Linked DNA regions of Homo sapiens: region 2 is linked to region 1. A link is an interaction called in ENCODE POLR2A ChIA-PET data of the cell type or tissue named here. Cell type or tissue: OCI-LY7. All regions are shown on one strand.

What was found. ChIA-PET counts read pairs that join two places held together with the same protein. Peaks named below come from ENCODE experiments on the same cell type or tissue, not always from the same donor. Only the 100,000 strongest peaks of a DNase experiment are listed, where the experiment ranks them.
Region 2: POLR2A ChIA-PET joins it to region 1 with 6 read pairs; 4 of 35 experiments call an interaction of 5 or more read pairs at or near these places.

What each region holds. Positions count from the first base shown.
Region 1 is chr5:123,547,963-123,551,962 of GRCh38, forward strand. The region is part of intron 2 of CSNK1G3 (casein kinase 1 gamma 3); the gene reads left to right. Among named protein-coding and RNA genes, the nearest start is that of CSNK1G3, 38 kb to the left of the region's middle. RefSeq lists an enhancer at 1,760-1,899. In OCI-LY7, no CTCF peak of the experiment used is centred here; a DNase peak (open chromatin) is centred at 1,749; H3K4me3 peaks cover 1,162 bases; H3K27ac peaks cover 1,539 bases.
Region 2 is chr5:123,481,431-123,485,430 of GRCh38, forward strand. No RefSeq gene overlaps it. Among named protein-coding and RNA genes, the nearest start is that of CSNK1G3, 29 kb to the right of the region's middle. In OCI-LY7, no CTCF peak of the experiment used is centred here; no DNase peak of the experiment used is centred here.

The DNA of each region.
Region 1 (4,000 bases):
TTAAAACCTCATTAATAGATACATCTTGAACATTTGATTACTGGTACTGAAATTTTATATGGTTAGTATTGGCTAAGAAAGACTATAAGGTATACATGTTATAGGTAAGTGATTTTCAATAAAGGTACTGTTGGTATTTGGGGCTGGGCAGTTCTTTTTTGGGGTAGAATACTGTCCCAGACATTGCAGGGCATTTAAAACTTGAGACTTGTGGTGCTTGGCATGGTGGCTCACATCTATCATCTCAGAACTTTGGGAGACCAAGGCAGGAGGGTGGCTTGAGGCCAGAAGTTCAAGACCAGCCTCTGCAACATAGTGAGAGCCTATCTCTACAGAAAATTTAAAAATTAGCCAGGTGTGATGGTGTATGCCTATAGTCCTAGTTATTCAGGAGCCTGAGGCAGAAGGATCACTTGAGCTGAGGAGTTTAAGGTTGCAGTGACCTGTGATTGTGCCACTGCATTTCTAGCCTGGGTGACAGAGTAAGACTCTGTCTCAAAAAAAAAAAAAAAAAAAGGCCATGAGATGAAAAAAAATGGGTAAACATTTGAAATAATAATTTTAAATTATATTTATTTATTTGCTTTCAAATTTAAATACGTGTGTTTATCATTTTTATCTGGATTCTGTTTTTCGTTTAGAATGAACAGTCAGGTGTGGTGGGGCATGCCTGTAGTTCCAGTTACTGGAGTGGAGTGGCTGAGTTAGGAAGACAGGAGGATAGCTTGATTCTAAGAGGTTGAGTCTAGCCTGGACAATATAGTGAGATCCTGTCTGTAAAAAAAAAAAAATGATAATAAGGAAGGTGAATTGATGTGCAAATACTCCTTAAGATGGGTTTACATCCTGATAAGCCCATCTTAAGTTGAAATATCATAAGTTGAAAATGGGCATTTTATAGACATAATGACATTGGAAACCCCAAAACACAATATCCAGAAAATGCTGGCAACACAGTACGCTGTACAATATTGGTTGTTTACTCTCATGATTGTGTGGCTGACTGAGAGCGGCAGCTCACTGCACCTGCCCAGCATAGAGAGATAGTATCATACTTCATATTGCTAGTCCAGGAAAATTCAAAGTATGATTTCTATTGAATGCATGTTGTTTTTGCATCATTATATAAAGTTGAAATATCTCAAATTGAACCATCATAGTTGAGAACTTCTGTGTTTGTAGTTTTATTTTATGTGTTGGTAGTAAGGTTTGCATTCTGCCATTGGTAGATGTATTTCTAGTTTAGGCAGTCAAACTCCTAGGAATGTTTTTGACAGGCACTGAATAAGACCAAACATAGCTAGCTAAAATATAGGGTTGTATTATATATGTATTTTTATTTTTCTGTATATTATGATGTTTTGACATCTTAAAAAACCTTTCTGGCTGGGAAGAGATTACCCCTCCAGAGGTTAGCCAATTCTTAGAATTAGCCAAAAACTCAGCTGGGAGCATGCCTATGATATGTGCTCTAACCAATCCACACTCCTTTTCTATCTGGCCCATACACCCAAGAGGCAATATTCCTCTACCTTATCTTCCCCAGGGCCAGGTACCTGGAAGCTAGAGACCCATTCTTATAGCCCAAAAGTCACTGGAATTATTCAAACTAAGTAATCCTTTACCATTTACCTTGCCCTGCATTGCCTTTCGCTGGGAAACCCCAGTAAATGCTTTGGCCTAGGCACTCCGCTTGCTCTTGTTTTTCTGCCACCTAACCAAAACCTAGTGTTTCCCCTGTGACCCTGTGTGGCATGCGATGTGACTTCCTGTTTAGAATTTGTTAAGTATAGTAACCTTTGTTTTCATGAGGGACTTTCCTTTGTGCTCTGTGGCCACATCTGTCTATCATAAAAGAGCACAGAAGAGAATATTATGTATTGTTTAATGAATAACCATACCTGAAATAAGATATTGTAACTTTTGACATAATTAAGTATGCCACAGGAGCTTCCATAACATCTCTTATTTTTGTTTTTTCTTTTCTTATTCCTACATAGCTAATAACTCCTTATTTTATTGTTTATGTTTGATAGTTGCTTTGTTGAAAATTCTGCAGGCCTTATATGTATCAAATGAATATGTAGATTTGGATGGGTTCATCATTTTCATGTTTATTGATTTTTCTGCTGTTTCTAACTGAAGCTATTATAAAACTTACCTGAAAAATGTAATAACTAAGGAATAGACTGTAAGACGGTAACGAAAAATTCCAATATATAGTGGTTTCAAGCAAATGGTTTATTTTCATTTCACACGACACAGACCAGAGGGAGAAACCCGAAGGCTGTCAGGGTACCTCTGCATCCTTAATATGTGACTTCCGTCTCTGTGCACAAGGTAATTGCTTTAGCTGTTTCCATCTCCCAGCCAGGAAGAATAAAGAAAAAAAGGGGCAGGAGCATATACATTCCTTTCTGGAAGTGAGGAGGAACATACTTAATGTCTACTGACATTCAGAACTTAAGTCACATGGCCACACTAAGCTGAAAGAGAGGCAGGCAATGTAGTCTTTAGCTGGGCAGCCATTTTCAAGCTTGGGCATTCTGTAGGGGGAGAATGGCTATTGGTGGGTAAATAGTTGTTTCTGCTGTAAACATATATGTGTAGTTTTTGAAGAACATAGTTTTTGATAATTACCACCCCAAAGCCACAAAATTGGTAAAACTATATTTTCAAGTTTAATATGGCACAATGCTTTACTGGAAATGTCTTTTAAAATTGGATTAAAACATCACTTAACCGGCACCAGTTTACTTGGATTTTTCTTTTAATGGGATTCTCACTACATGCACATTCCCTCCCTTTCAATCACACCATACATAAACACATACTTTGTGCATCATTTGTTTGTTTATGTTTATAACAAATACTGATTAAAAGTGAGGCTGTGGCTATGCTAGGTGACAAAAATGCACTTGTGTTATTGTTTAATCTTTGTTCATAATTGTGACTTCAAGTTTCAGCAACATCTCTAGTATTCAAAAAAAGATGATCCTTTTAGGATTTAGTGCTTTCTGCTGTGACCTCAAAGGTATGAAAGCCAACAAAAATAGTACTTTTAGAGGCATTTGTTATATTTTGATTCTTTGAGATCTGTAGTTAACCTAACTTCTTGTCCTGTGAAATTTTTTCCTTGTGTACTTGTGAATAAACATCATATACAAAATAGTTATGAAAAGATGATAATATGTTTGGGAAATAAAAATTCTGTCTTGGAACTCAAAACCAGAATTGTCTTTTGTTAATGTTCTTTGACATCAAGTTCTTCATTGTGAATATCATTAAATTATTTACTGCCAAGTTTACTAGAGGAAACCTAACTTTTCATTCATAATGCATTTTTGAAAATGTATATGAAGGCACATCTAAACATTGAACTAATTGACTAAAAATATGAAATATTCCGTAATTTTTAAAAATATGTATATAGGTTCAATGAGTATATGAATAGAGCTTAAAGTTGACCACTTTTGGAACTTCTGTTGAGTTCCATCCTTTTTGCCAACTGTATTGAGTTTATGACACCTATGTTACTTAGCGTTAATATGAATACTTCTTTTTTGCCCTTTATTTTCTCTCAATTTTGTACAATAAGGACAAAATTCAGAAAAGTATTATAATATTTGTATAAATAAACACTACTGTACAAAGGTGGCAACACAACTGAAGCTGAAATTTTGCCTAGAAGTTTTGCTACTGTTCATCAGCTGCTGTATGGAAGGAGGTTCAGGCCATTATGCTGGAAAATCACATGTGTCATAGTTGTTGATTGCTTCTTCTGTGTTCAGTAGCCAATGTGACCAGGGCCAGTTACTCTCACTATTAAAAAAAACCCCAAAAAACTATCATTGTTTTGTTTTCCTCACTATAAAAGTAATACATGCTAATTGAAAAAATACTGGAAATTCAGAAATCATATTGTACAGTTTTTTCATTCTTTTTAGTGTACTTATACATTAATCAAATTATCTTCATATACTTAGTGCTTCCAAAATTC
Region 2 (4,000 bases), 67 kb before region 1:
CCTAGAAGTTTCCTACGCCCAGTTAACAATTTCCAATCAGTTAGAATTCTTATTATCAAATGATACCTGACAAAACGTATTGGACCCTGGATCTCGCTATTTACTGCATAGGATGGCATATGTTGCAGTGTCTGGAAAATCCAATGTGGGGCCATCTAGTTCAATGGTGTCTGATACCAACAGCAGATCTACCAGGGAGACTGCACATCTCTCTTTAGTTATATTTTTGACATCTAATTGTTATCATGGGTTCTAATGGGCAGTAGCTTATTCAAAAAAAAAATTACCCCAAGTATTTGCTTTCTACATTAATGAGCACATACTAGTCATTTAAATGGGTGTTTTGTTCAAGGTAATGTATTTGTGTAATTTGCAGAGTTAATTGTGTTGTTTAGAGCTAAGCCTTTCTTTTAAAACCCAGAATAAATGAGCTGTTCCAGTGTATGTGGAAAGAGAATACAGTGCCAGTGAAATGGCAAACATGGCAAAAGCAATCATTTTTATGCTTTGGAGAAGTGAACTAAAACCAATCCTCTAACTCTAGGACACAATTTTGTCTTATCAGTAAGTGAAGTGTTAGATTGGGTGAACTACAAGGTTACTTCTATTATTTCTATGAAATGCCAGCATGGGAAAATACCTGAATAATGACATATTACTTAATGTTAGAAAAGGATAGTATTATAGTTAACTAAAATGTACACACGAACAAAGCTTAAGGTGTTTGTTTTTGTTTTTCCTACTAGCAAGAGAAATGGGACAGAGGGGAAAAAGGCTATTGGGTTCATTCCATGCTTTGGCAAAAGGAAATTAGTGTAGGAGTAGCTCAGAAAATCATTCTGTACCATTCTGGAAGATTCTGCAAAGAAGGGCTTAAACAAATATGCTGGGATACAGGGAGACTGTCTATGTGGACACCGCAGATTTTAGTTTGGTTGTGGTGCCGTTGACTCTCTCCTTTTATAAGTGAACTGTATCATTTACGTGCCAAGTTCAATTTCAGGCCTCTCTTACTATGGAACTCTGCCATTTGCAACAAGGTACAACTTTTCCTGTGGCTATAGGAAGTTTTGCTCTGTGAAAATAAACATGACTCACATCCTGAATATTGCACTCCAAAAAATTAATAATCTTTTTATATTACCTTTTTTTTTTGAGACAGAGTCAGGGGGATGGGAAGTGCCTGTTGTCCAGGCTGGAGTGCAATGGCATGATCGCAGCTCACTGCAACCTCTGCCTCCCGGGTTCAAGCAATTCTCGTGCCTTAGCCTCCAGAGTAGCTAGGATTACAGACAGGTGCCACCACGTTAATTTTCTCTATTTTTAGTAGAGACGGGGTTTCGCCATGTTGCCCAGGCTGGTCTCGAACTCCTGAGCTCAGGCAATCTGCCCGCCTTGGCCTCCCAAAGTGTTAGGATTACAGGTGTGAGCCACGGCACCTGGCCTTATATCACTATTTTGAAAAGTCCTTTGAAAAATATTTAAATGACCCATCTTTGTACTTTTAATGTAGAATAATTGTGGCTTTACCTTGGACTTAACACTTGTCGGATAGTAGATGTTCCCCAGAAAATATGTTTTCAAGAAGATGCTGAAGGAAAGAAATATTTAAAAGCCGGTGTCTTATAACCACTGTTGTGATTTAGAGGCAGACACAGTTCATCTACCATGTTAGCTTTTTGTACGTATGTGACTCCTTGATTTGATTAATGACAATTTTACAAAGCATAGACTAGTCATTTTATGGACTTGTTCAAAGTAACTGAAATTACATTGATCAAATATGACACTATAATTGATGTTTCTTTATTTGGAATCTAGTTTTCACAGTTGAAATTTGGGCTTTGATGTTTTCCTGTGAATTACTCAACATAGCCCTCAACATGTTCAATTTTGTAAGAAATCATTGTCCTCCACTTCTGGAATGAATTTCCCCAGGGCTTCTGTAATGGTCTGTTTTAATGCATGATAGTTTTAAAATTTTCCAATTTGATCAATTCTTTTTAAATTTGAATGAGATTCTGCTTTTCCTCATGTACTCAGATAATGCTATTGACTCACAGTCAGTAGGGCATGCACTTTGAGTAGGTTTTGCAGTAATGGTGATGTGAATCCATCCAGATCCAGACTCTCTTGGCCACTTCTCTGTGTCACTACAGATGCTCTTAGCTAGGATATGCATGTGGTCTTTAGCTGTGGAGCACAGTGAAACCAGGAATTTCACACTAGGCCTAATCTCAGCCTGGGTCACCATGGTACCACCTTCTGACTAGCAGAATGAACTACCAGTAGACAGTTATTTTCATCCCTGAAGTATATACAGGCTTTCACTTTCTTGTTTCCTCTTGCCATTTTCTTAGGTTTGAATTATTTCATTTGCTAATATTTCCTAGCTTAGGCTGAGTTTCAAGCCAAGGACATTACTGCAAGAGTAGCAAGAAGAGAAAATCAATACCATATTGATTGCCAGTAAAAATGGCTATGAATAACTTCAGTTACCTCTTTGTAGTTTAAGGCTCATTGTTTTATCTTCACCATTTGTGGCTCTTTGAGTTTTTATAATGAAAATATTGAGATTGAGTCAAAGACCTGGAAAAAAATTTGTATCTATACAAGTTTGTAAATTCCTAAATGATGTGCTTTAAGAAAAAAGAAACCTTTGGACATGGAGCTAAAAAGAATTATTTTCTGCTTTAGCTTTTTAATAAGAAAATGATCATTTTCTTGGTCACATTTCTAATAAAGTGGTTATGTTTAGCCTGATCTAATTTAGGTATATATCTTTACCTGTCCACAATCTTTTCACTCAATTTCAGTACATCAAAAATATATTGTTTGTGTGATAATGTATTTGTTTTAGATCTGACATTTCTTTCCAACATTGAATATAAAGACAATATTTAACCTATTAACATAGAAATATTTTAAATTGTAGAGAAATCAGAGAATTAGGTCATGCTTTAAGTATTTTGGAGCTTAGGAAAATGTTTTCATTAGCTGTCAGAATGTAGGGTTGGAGAAGGTTAGGATGGAAGAATCTGCCTGGCTTGGCAGAGTTCTGGAGAAACATGATTCTGCAGATAGAGGGCAGCTCTTTGGGGTTCCCCAAATTGTGGACTTGGGGACATTGATTCTAACTCTACCTTTGGGAAGGCTGCTTCTGAAAAGAACCAGAATCTTGCTATCATTTTTAACATTGATACTTTGGTTCTTATCAACAGAAATCACCTTAGCTAATTTAAAGAAAACAAATACATTGGATGGATATGGATAGTTCCAAAATCCAGGAAATAATGAAGACCCAGACTTCAGCAAGGATAGGAACTAGACAGCTTGGCAACTAGGTGTTCATTGAAGTCCAGAATTAGGAATAAAATAGCATCAATTATTTTCCATGCTGTCCTTCCTTACTCGGAGATTAACATTCTGGGAGGGAGAGAATTGATCTAGCTAGGGTCCGAGGTCTAGGGTGGGCAAGAATCTTTGGCAACCACTATGCCTTTATGGTAAATGAGGAGGAGTCTCAAAAGCAAACTAGGAAACTATCTGTTACCGGAGGAAGGGCAGGAAAAAAAACAAAACAAAACAGATATCCCCTATAGGCAGTATTTTTTCACCCTAACATTTTAGGATTAGTGTAGTCATTGTCCCAATATCTTCTTCTCTCCATAATCTTATAGTGTTTTCACAACCTTTTCATTATAGGCTTGCCCCTTAATATTTTTTTTTTAACTCCAGTCCAGCTTTGAGAGGACTGTGCATTGAGACGCTCTTACTTTGGTCAGGCTATGCATTATGGTTTAGTTCTAGCATAGGTTCTGTATTGTTCTTGAGATTCAATTTCCTTGTTTCTGAGACTCCAGTTCTAGTGACCAGGACCTTGTCTTATTTCCTGGATCTGAAGTTGGAATGAAATACTGCTTTGCTTCTTGCTAGTCCCTCATCCCTACCAAAGGCTTGGGTGCTTTTCTGAACTTCCAATCTGTGCTTGGTGCCCTGT